Regions from separate parts of the Homo sapiens genome. Here region 2 is linked to region 1. A link is a contact called in ENCODE Hi-C or POLR2A ChIA-PET data. All regions are on one chromosome and are shown on one strand. Each heading gives the region's core, a stretch centred on a gene start or an enhancer-like site at or near the end of the contact. The rest is flanking DNA. Distances are from core to core; before and after follow the strand shown. Region 1 overlaps BACH2 (BACH transcriptional regulator 2). Region 2 overlaps BACH2 (BACH transcriptional regulator 2).

Evidence for each region. A loop is a pair of places that touch in the nucleus more often than their neighbours do. ChIA-PET counts read pairs that join two places held with the same protein, here RNA polymerase II (POLR2A). Pooled maps may share reads with other maps.
Region 2: a pooled map shows a loop between it and region 1 (8-fold over the local background). The contact joins two enhancer-like sites. A Hi-C loop is called at or near these places in 7 of 50 pooled maps. POLR2A ChIA-PET finds 5 or more read pairs at or near these places in 2 of 52 experiments (AG04450 and activated CD4-positive, alpha-beta T cell).

What each region holds. Positions count from the first base shown.
Region 1 is chr6:90,248,697-90,254,398 of GRCh38, forward strand. BACH2 (BACH transcriptional regulator 2) reads right to left here. Exons shown (of 9, transcript NM_021813.4): 3 at 3,817-3,894. Among named protein-coding and RNA genes, the nearest start is that of BACH2, 45 kb to the right of the region's middle. RefSeq lists an enhancer at 2,899-2,988. Within about 2 kb of position 2,920, at least 3 of the 41 ENCODE cell types and tissues checked have a DNase peak (open chromatin) inside an H3K27ac peak, as active enhancers do.
Region 2 is chr6:90,023,057-90,028,758 of GRCh38, forward strand. All of the region lies in intron 5 of BACH2 (BACH transcriptional regulator 2), which reads right to left. Among named protein-coding and RNA genes, the nearest start is that of GJA10, 130 kb to the left of the region's middle. Within about 2 kb of position 2,834, at least 2 of the 41 ENCODE cell types and tissues checked have a DNase peak (open chromatin) inside an H3K27ac peak, as active enhancers do.

The DNA of each region.
Region 1 (5,702 bases), core at 1,670-4,169:
GTGGTATGGGGTCAATGAAGGGAAAATGGCTGCATGAGGCCAGAGAGCCTGGCTGGGGCCAGGTCAGCAGACTCCCACCAACTCCGGGGAGGAGGCTGGATTCTTAGTGCAACAGGAAGCCATGGCAGGGCAGATGAAGAATAAATGAACTGGCTGCTTCACTACTACCCTGTCCCAAGGGCCCAGACCATGAAACGGTCTTTTATTTGGTTTCAAATCCAAATAAAAACCTATGTAGGTATAGAATCAAAAGAAGGAGTTAAAAATTTGGGAAGGTTTTATACATTTTCCTGTTAACAGAAAATTTAAATATAAAAATATTTTATTATCTCAGAGAGGCAACAGAGATTTATGCTCTTTGATTCAGAGATAAACTTTGTCTTGTAGAATGGGAAAAAATGACTAGGTAAGATGATTTTCCTTTATCACTTTTCAGAAGACAAGTCATAATGGAAATGACTCAAGATACCACAATTTGGAAGATGAGTGACTGTCTTTGCCATGGGAGCAGAGTGAGGGTTTGCTAAACATCAGCTGAAAGGAGAGATGTGCTCTTGCTCTTAGTTACAGACAGGCACTGTATGTGATGTGGCCCCATAAAAATCCTGGCAGATGATGTAGCTTCCTGTCATCTTCCTCCCATAACTGCAAAGTCCAGGAGACAGAGTCCCCTTTCCTTGGTAGAAGGAAGTAAACTTTGGCATAAGACACATTTTGTGCCAACTACCTAACAGCAATGTTTAAATAAAAATAAAATGCTATTGGAGCATTTCAATACATATCATAAAAACAGGCCAGGCGCAGTGGCTCATGCCTGTAATGCCAGCACTTTGGGAGGCCAAAGTGGGCAAATCACTCGAGTCCAGGAGTTCGAGACCAGCCTGAGCAACATGGTGAGACTCCCATCTCTACTACAAACACAAAAATTAGCAGGGTGTGGTGGTGCGTGCCTATAGTCTCAACTACTCGAGAGGCTGACGTGGGGGAATCACCTGAGCCCAGGGAGCTGCTGAGGCTGCCACGAACCATGATTGCGCTACTGCACTCTAGCCTGGTTGACAGAGTGAGACCCTGAAAAACAAAATGAAACAAAACCTAAGATTGAACAACAAAAAGCAACACTAAGCATTTTATCCAGAAGCAAGAAAACCCTACCAAGAATTTGTATTTGTTCATCAGAATAGATAACCCAAATGAATACTCCACAGAACAAGACTGCCGTTTATTTAATAGGTGGTAGGTTTTTAAATGGGAGATAGGTTATTTCTTCCTTTCTCCCCACCCACAGAGTTTTGGCCACTTCCAGACCATGTTCAGCTGACATTCTTTTCAAAGACTCAAAAAAAGGTAATGCACTCTCAGTGGAAAGGTAGTGTTCCACCAGTTTTGGTAAATACTGATCTAGGCCTGAACTTTTGATTTCTGAATGAAAGAACAAGATGATTCATATATGCCTTAAGGAAAAAGTAAGTCTGGTGACCAGATCTGAATGAAAGCAAAAAGGCTTGAATTTAAAAAGCGAATCCTGTTTAAATTTTGGGCAAATCATCTAACATATCCTCTTTCCTTTTGCAATCTACACTAAGAATACTATTTTTTTTTCCAGTTTAAGAAAAGTTGACCTACCAAAGCCAGAACTGCTAAATAATTACAAAACAGTTGTTTTAGAAATCACTTCACCCTCCGAAAGGAGTCAACTTTCCATGTATACTTAAAATCACTCATAAAAATGGATTTACCATTTAAGAAATAATTTTCAAACACACATGTAGTTTGTCAAATGAAGCCTCACTGTTCATTCATTCATTCATTCATTCATTCGACAGATATTGATTGAGCCCTGTTATGGGCCAGATGCTGATTGTGGCACTTGTGATACAGCAGTGAACAGAAGAGTCTAAACTCCCTGCCCCAATGGTGCTTGCATTCCTGTGTTACGTCCACACAGCTGTGTAACTGACTCTGAAGAAAAATGAGCTTTTAAAACATAATAAACATTTCAGTTTTGCCAGATGAAAAATTCTAAAGATTTGTTACACTACAATGTAAATATAGCTAATATTACTGAGTTATATACTCAAAAATGGTTAAGAGAATAAATGTGTTCATTTAACCAAAAATTTTTTTAAATGAAAAAAATAAGCATAACAAACATTTACTGAGTACTTACCATGTTAGGCAGAGCATCATCTCATTTAATCACAACAACCTTAGCAGGAAGGCACTATTATTATTCTGTTTTACAGATGGGTACACTGAGGCACAAAGAGGTTAAACAATTTATCCAGGATCACATATCCAAGGGATAGAGCTGAGATATAGGCCCAAGTAATCTGATACCAGCAACTTGTCTCCTAACTCCATACAAAAAGTTTCAAAGATAATACTATTTTCAGTTGGAACTACAGTTAATAATACAAAAATAGTAATAATAATATAGTACAAGGAATAATAATCAACTTTTTTTTTTTAATCCTGATGATTTGTAACCCAACTTACTGTCCTTTTGATGGCCATTTTTTCCTAAAAACCTCAGTGTTGAACAAACTGCTTTCAACCACTTCTCTGTAAGCCATAATATTCTTTTCCTTCAAATGGAAATAAAGAAAAATCACACAGGATGGTTTCTTTTAGACAAGATCAGGCACGTTCAGGGTGGTGTGGCCATAGACGCGGATGGTTTCTTTTAAAACAGACATTACTGAAACTGTAAATATTTTTAGCCTTTTGTACTTTTCATCCAGCAGCTTAACTGAGAATGATATAGAAACATTTAAAAATAGCCACTCAGTACTCTGAAAACCATTAGTTTAGCACATACCCAGCACCTGCTTGACACATCTTAATCAACACTCTTTTGCTAGTCATATTAAAAAAAGAGAGAACCCTTTTGCTTTCAGAATTTTTTCCCTTAAAAAACGTATGTGTCACCAGGGTATTTTGCCCTCTCTCTTTCTAACTTAGAGGGTAACACCTGGAGTAAGTCATGGGTGACTAATGAAGATGCAACTTTCCCCTCAGCATGATATACTTCACAGGATGGAAGTAAAAGCTTCTAATAGGAGCATTTATTACAATTGTTAGGATTGTAATGGAAAGTTAATTTTGTTTTATAGTTTGTAGAAATGATTCAGGATGATATGAGAACACTTTCTATAAACCTGCACTGATAAAAGGAAGATGATAGTGATGACACATGATATACTTTCTGAGTTGTTTTTCCAGGGGTGGGAAAGTTCAATCCACAGATTTCAAGACAGAAAGAAGAAAGGAAAGGAGAAGGAAGGAAGAAAGAAAACAAAATTTTTTTTAGAATTGACTATGCTCAAATACACTGTGCTTTTTAGCATCAAACTTTCAACCATGGTCTGAGCAGCACTATGTTGTAACAAAACTGGAGTAGCCAGCCTGAGCAAACATGAACATCACAATATTTTAAAGTTCAAATAACATAAGGCACCAGTTTTAAGACTGCCCGGGTATCCTTTTTAGCAATACAAAGATTCACACAACTTGGTGACAGACAGCTTTTCCCTCCAGCCAAATCTGATGAAGACTTGATAATATCACCTGCCATAATCAAAATTCCTGGGCACATGGGAAGGTCTCTGACTCAAATCAAAGAGAGCTTTGGGCCCCAAAGCTATGGGCCCCACAGCTATGGGCTACCAAAGAAAGGTTATAACCAGGCTCCAGTGTAAACCATTTTGTTTCTTTTAACAGTTTTAGATCTTCTAAAGTATATGAGATGATATTAATAAAATTTAAATTTCCTGCTAAATTTTTTTAGTCTCTTTCCTTAAAAGTAAAACTTACAATGATCAGAAAGCATGCTTTCTTCTGGCTTTATCATTCAACTTCCCAGGCAAAGATGATCAACAGCAACACTCTTATCTAAAGCAAAAGTAATGGATATGATTATCACTCTGGACAGAAAGTCTGTATTTGCCCATTTTTATCAATGATTGAGACAATGATCCAGAAGCTGTATTGGTACAAAAACACAACACCAGGGATGCCAGAAACAGGATTACAAAAGTTCTCACAAGGTTAAAAATAGACCAAAATGAATATAGTCAAGTTTACTAGGCTCAAATGTGAGGTCCTGTATGGTCAGTACATGGAGGTCCAGCAGCCTCTTGATTCAATACAGGCAGTGTGATGGGTTTGCAAAAATGTACTCTTAGGCTGCATTAATAAAGACACTGTTCTCAAGGCCAGATAAGCCACAGTCCCTCTCAAACTGCTCAGAAAGAGTAGCTTTAGGGCCAGGTGCAGTGGCTCACGCCTATAATCCCAGCACTTTGGGAGGCCAAAGCAGGCGGACCACTTGAGGTAAGGAGTTCAAGACCAGCTTGGGTAACATGGCAAAACTCGTCTCTACAAGACATACACAAATTAGCTAGGCATGGTGGTATGCAACTGTAGACCCAGCTACTTGGGAGGCTGAGGCAGGAGAATTGCTTGAGCCTGGGAGGTGAAGGGTGCAGTGAGCCAAGATTGCGCCATTGTACTCCAACCTGGATGACAGGAGTGAAATCTTGCCTCAAAAAAAAAAGGGAGGTACTTCTATAATTTGTCCACTACCTTTTAAGGAACTTTCTGATAAACTGGAGAAAGCAAAAAGGAGTGAGATCAGAATGACTGTGGAACTAATATTATGAGAAATATTGAGGGGAACTGGGCATAGATAACTTTGAAAAAGACTTTATTATGGCAGATTTGCCAAGTAAACTGATAATTAGAATTATTTTCGATATAGAAATTAGGATACCTTAGAAGAGGTATCTGCATTTGATGGGTGTTAAACTTCAGGATGTTTAAGGTCTTGCTCAACTCTACCAATCTGTAATTACATGGGGAAAAGTGCTATGTCCCTCATGAAATTAAATACTAAGAACTGGAGGGAGGCTGCATCAACAGATTTTCTGTATCATGTATTGAAGAGTTAATTTTCTCCAACCAAGCTAGTGAATGAAAGGGTAACTCAAGATGAAATAATGATGTCAAAGCATTTTTAATATACCTCGTGGAAGAATCCAAGTGTATTTTAAAGAGAAAACACAGCACTTGTTACACCATATATTTCATATTTGACCTGAAGTTGGTTACACAGAGGCCTTAGTCATAATAAAAAACTTCTCTCTGCTCAAATGCAGTATGTACATAGTCATAAATGAAAACATCATTGCCGAACTATTTTTTTTAAACTATCATGGCACAAATTGCTTTTAACAAAGAAGTCATATTCCAAAAGACCTTTTGTACACAATTGTGCAGTGTATCTTTGTCTTACTGTTTAGTATCCTAAAAGAAATAGTTTTCAAAATATCTACATTCATTTATAAAAACTTGAATGCAGGTAATTTAGCAACAAATCACAACTAGCTGAGAACTGACATAAAAGAATGATCTCCAGGGCCAGAAATAAACCCCAAAAGATAAGACATACTAGAAAAACATGAGAGAGAGAAACAAAATCAATAGACTATCATCTCAATATCTAGTATGAAGCTTGGTAAAGAGTTGATGAATAGAAATAAATGATCCCTACAGACAGACTCAATTAAGTATACAGCATAATTTGTTCATGAAAAAATGAGTATGTGAATCTTCCTAGATCTTTTCAAAAATTACTTAAAAATATTAAATAAACATTTTTAAAATGGGTATATTAAAGCATCCTAATAAAATGAAGCTGA
Region 2 (5,702 bases), core at 1,584-4,083, 230 kb before region 1:
CGTGGAGGAGTTGCACAAACCTAATGCTGAATACTGAGCTACAGAAACAAGACACAGGATAATAACATACAATCTGGTTTCATGTATGTCAAATTCAAAAATGGATAAAAAACATCTAGGGATATATACTGTTATGGAGTGATATGGTTTGGATCTGTGTCCCTGTCCAAATCTCATGTTCAATTGTAATCCCCGATGCTGGAGGTGGGGCCTGGTGGGAGGTGACTGGATCATAGGGGAGGTTTCTCGTGGTTTAACACCATCCCCCTTGGAGCTGTTGCCTCAATAGTGAGTTATCATAAGACGTAGTTGTTTAAAAAGTGTGTGGCACTTTCCCCCTCCTCTCTTCCCTCCTCCTGCTCTGGCCACATGAAGACGCCTGCTCCAGCTTTGCCTTCCACTGTGATTGTAAGTTTCCTGAGGCCTCCCCACAAGCAGATACCACCATGCTTCCTGTACAGCCTGCAGAACCATGAACCAATTAAACCTCTTTTCTTTATAAATTACTCAGTCTCAGGTATTTCTTTATAGCAGTGTGAGAACTAACACATGGAGTAAATGTGTCCTCTCAAAATTCGTATGTGGAAATCCTAATCCCCAGTATAATGGTATTTGGAGGTGGGGCCTTTGGGAGTGATTGGGTTATAAGGGTAGAGCCCTCACGAATGGGATTAATGTCCTTATAAGAGAACCCCTCTTACTCTCTTTCTGCCATGTGAGGACACAAGAAGATGGCTGTCTGCAAACCTGGAAGACAGCCCTTACCAAGAACTGGACAATGCTGGCATCCTGATCTTAGACTTCTAACTTCCGGAACTGTGAGAAATAAATGTTTGTTGTTTGAGCCACCCAGCCTATGGTACTTTGTTATGGCAGCCTGAATTAAGACATATACAAAGGTGGCAAAACTATAAAGAAAAGACTCAGAATAGAGGCTCCATTTAGAGCGAGGCAGTGTTCACCAGAAAGGGACACCGTGGGGTTTCAGGGGTGCTGTTGCATGCTCTATTTCTTGACATGAGTGACAGGTAAACATATTCCCACTTTAAGTTATACATTTGTTTTATGCACTTTTCTACATCTACTATATATATATATATCCCAGCTCCCCCAAATTAAAGACTGTAGGAGAATGTTAACAACTCAAGTATTGAGCACCTCCTTTAGGTTCTGTGACTTAATCACAAAGGTCCTAGGGTGCGCTTTGGGCTTCAAATGAAAAAAAACACACCCACACCTTAAATCCTACAACTTATGGTCAGGAAGGTCCTTAAAGGCAATCAAATCTAACCAATTCCAAGTTGTACGTTTTCAGTAATAATCTACAAAAATGGGCCAAATACAGGGATGAGGCCTTTTGGGAGATGGTAAGAAATCTGAGCCCAGGCCTTTGCTTTGCAGTAAAACTTTTTTCAGAGATCTCGTGTTTTGTCTTCTCTCTTGTTAAAACCAAATCACTTCATGCACTTCTATTTCCTTATCTATGCAAGGAGGAAATAAACTAGGTGACTTTTTAGTTCTAGTTTCTATGGTTCTATGAAAGTATAGGAACTTTAGGAAAATCCTGAAACATGAGCTTTTCTAACTGTGGTTCCTGAGAAGACTTTTTAAGGAAGCTAGAGATGCTCAAAAGAACACAACTGGCTGGAAGGGAAAAATGCCATCACATAACTTTTGAGAGAGATGAAGAAGAGGGGAAGACCCATCCAATAACAGTGTGAACTTTCCCCCTTATAAACAGAGTCAACCCAAAGGATGAATCAAAGGTCAACTTTCACACATTAATGGAACACAGTGCCCATCAGTACTGAGCAATAGTTCGGCATTCTCTTTCCATGGCCAAAACAGTGCTCTGGTGTGCAGGTCAGCGTCTCCCTCAAAAGCCGTCTTAGGTATGTGGCTCTGGAATTAAGCGGGGTGTCCATCCTCTCCTCTTGTCTCCACCCAGCGATGTCAGATGAGACTACCCCGTTTAGCGGGCCAGAGAGAAGGCTACAACTGGGATTTAACAATAGCATGGTGCATAAACTGTCATCTCAAAAAGGAGATGAAATCAGCGGGTGAAAGGGAGCCCATGTCAGGCCATCCAAGGGGCATGATTACTGTTAGTGGTGGTTGGTGGTGGTGGGGCAGTGGGTGTGTGGACCAGGGAGAAAATGTGCAATTTAGCCATGGGCAGATTTGGATATGCAGCTTTGTGATCATCGCACTGGTCTTTTTTATATGTTGATGCTTGCTTTTGCTTCTTTTGTGTAACCCCCCAGTTAAGAGTAAAGCCAAAGCCTCCATCTATTCTTCTGGGATAGGTCATTTTCTACTCTTGGCAAGCCTTCTTTTCTATATTGTCACTTCCAGTTTGTCTCTGGTATTACTTCTTTGTGTCTATGTTCTCCATTTATATTCACTTCTCATACATTAATCTCTGCTTCCTATTAGCATGTGCTTCATGCCTATTAGGAGTTAGAGGACAGAGAAAAGTCATTTCTTTTCTGCATTTCTCTTTATCAGGGCATCTGTGTGAAATATTCTCTCCCAGTGTCCCCTTCCCTCCCCTTGTAGCCAGAGAAATATTACCCTAGAGCTTCACGCTGCTAATGTGAGAAGAAATTGTGAACAGTGATTAGGAGGCTAAATGAGGGTGGTGGAACCTATTTACTTCATTAAAGTTCCTTCAGGGAAAATACGAGGATGGGAAACTGAGAGATAAGGGTTAATACTAAAAGAATAACAGATCCATTTGACTCAGAGCAATCTTCAGTCTGCCTGGATTCTATCAGACACCCTTCTCCATGGGGAAATCATTACAGAGAAATGACATGCAAAGTGCGCCATAAAGCATCTGAGTCAAACCAGAGGGAGGATGACTCAACGGATCATTTTACATTTTAATAGAAGGCACTGCAGATTTGTACCTAGTGCACAGTTCAACACAGGGCTCATAACTCCTCCCCAAAACTTCTTCATCGGGTGGGAGGGGAGTTCCCAGAACCTGACAGAAATTATTCTGTCTTAGAAAAAAACCAAGTCAAAACTCACAACAGAGAATCAAGACTAAGAAAAGACAACAGATAGTCAAATGCCGAAAAGAGGGGAGACTGCAAGTCTAATTTCAACTTTAGCATTTCTGTCAAACCTAAGACACAGCCTGAAAATTGAGCTCAGTAATTAGTGGACTTCAGATGTCATAAAGGAGTGGGGAAGATGGAAGGAGGAATGGAGGGAGAGAGAGGAAAGAGGAGAACGCTATCAAAGTGCTATAATTAAATAATTGTGTTTCTTAAATTAGTTTTGCAAGATTTTCCAATGATAATTACTGTCAGAAGTTTGCCCACCAGGTCAGTGACAATGCTGGGCTTGAGTTTCCATGTGAAGTCAAGAAGCAATATATTAGTCATGCCATTGTTCCTAGTATGTTTCCCAGGCCAGGTATTGCTTATAGATGCTAATATGTATAACCTGCCAAAGTTAGATTCATCTGACCAGGGATTATGATGTTAAGAGACTGGATTGTCAAACCTAACTCCTTCTTGGAATGGGGGTGGGGGTTACCTCCAGACACACTTTTGTCTGCCTATACATAAAGAATATCTATAGTTTCACAGCTGTTCATCCGCCTGATCTCTACTGTTGCCTGCCCCAGCTCCTAAGAGGGCACGCGGTTTACAGGTAGGAAAGGAAACAGAAGTGAATACTGAGGCTTGGCAGAAATACAGCTTTCACAGAAAAGATTCTTAATAAAAGGAAACTTGCTCCTTTCATGCATGGGGGTCTTTTGGACAAAATGATTCTGTTCTGAAACATCATCTCTGCAGGGATGCAGGCTAGAACGAATGAAGTTTAGATTGCAAGTTGGTTCACCCGGTAACTAAGAAAATCGAAATTCAAGACCAAAGGCAGGCAGCATCTAATGGGGTGAAAGTCATCTAGCTTGAGGGTCATTCAGGTAGTGTTTTGAGAAAGGTTTGATTTCCACTGGAGCCTAGGCACACCTGAAACCCACTCCTGTTTTTCCATTTAAAAATGATGAAAACCATGAGGCTAAGACCACTGGTTGGCAGTCTGTTAAGTCCCATATCAAGTAACAAAAGCATCTGGACCACCTGTCACCAAGCAGGAGGTCAAATGGAACTGGAATGTTAACACGCAGGTCAAATGCCCTTCAGAGAACACGGGGAAAAGGCAGTGAAAAGGAATGGGAGAAAAAGAATGTGCTTGGAGCTTTCCAAGTCCCTGTCCTGTCCTTGGCAGCTTCTCAGAATGACGATTATTGTGACCAAAAGGTAGTGACACACATGCTACATGACACTTAGTATACTGTTTAAGATACAGACGGTCTTATATGCCTATACCACTGCCACTCACACACGATTTCACCTCACAGAATATGCTTCAGATAAAGCCAAGTATATTAAGGAAGAGATTTTTTTTTAATTCACTCATTATAAAAAGTCAGAATTGTACTGCCATGGGGGCAGACAATACCCCCTCTCCAAACGGTAAGGAATGGGTGCCACAAGGGCTCATTGGCCAGGTGGTACCGGAGAGACACAGTGTTTCGCACTTTCTTGACTCTAAAATGCACCTATTTTCCATTTCTCCTTCCATCCTTAGATAGAGGGGCTCCATTTGAATCCCTGCTCTCCTGCTTCCTAGCTGCATGGCTTTGGCTTTGGGGCCATTGTTAGACTGTGTAATCCTTGGTCTTTCTATGTACAAAATACTTATGTGAGGATTAAACGAGATGAAGCAATAAAGTATTTAGGATGGTCCTTGTTTTACAGTAAACACAAATAAAAGCTATTCTTATGAAAAGAAAGTTAATTTCTTTGCACATTATATACACTTGTAATTCTACATATGCTGAAAATTTCTTATATTGAGGCAAATCTGGACTGCATGAAGAATAATGTATATTTTTGTTTGCCAGATTCTCTTGCTTAAACCTGGGGAAGGGCCAATTTGCTTAATTTCCATCCAAGACCTGCAAGAGAATGATGGGATAGGTGTGCATTCTGGTACTTGCTGGCAACTTCGGCCATGACACTATGTAGACTTCCTTCTGCAACATCCCTTGATGACTGTGAAGGTCAAATAAGGCAACAGATCTGAGACCTCCCTGAGAAGTGCAGAGTACTCTGCTCGCATCAGGAATTATCCTCACCACTATTTGACTAATCCTACACATAATTATATAAAGAATGTCTGCTCTTATGGGCACTTAGCCCTGATATAGTTCACTCTCATGCCAAAAGAAGGCATCTGGCAGATGGGGGACTTGTATTGATTCTCATCTGATAACATTTCCTAAAAGATTCCATTCCTTCAGATTTGTTAAAAGTGCGTGCTTTGGATACTCTATCCTCCCATTACGGGCTTTTCCTATTTTCTCTCTCTGCTACCTTTTGCATGTATGTTCTGCCCAAATCAGAATCCTCTTTCATCATGAGGGGCAGGATCCTGCAGTGGTGACAGGTCAGGCTCTGGGGCCAGCCTGCCTGCATCTGAACCATGACCACAATGCTACCTCAGACAAACCACGTGAGCTCTCTGTAAAGATTTCTCATCTGTAATCCAGTGGTCACAAGGCGTAAGCAACTTAAAACACAAACGTGGGAAACAGAATGACTCCTGGAGAATAGTAAGCACCCATTAGATACTGCATACAAAGATGGTCTACAGAGGCAAGGTAGTGCAGTGGTTGT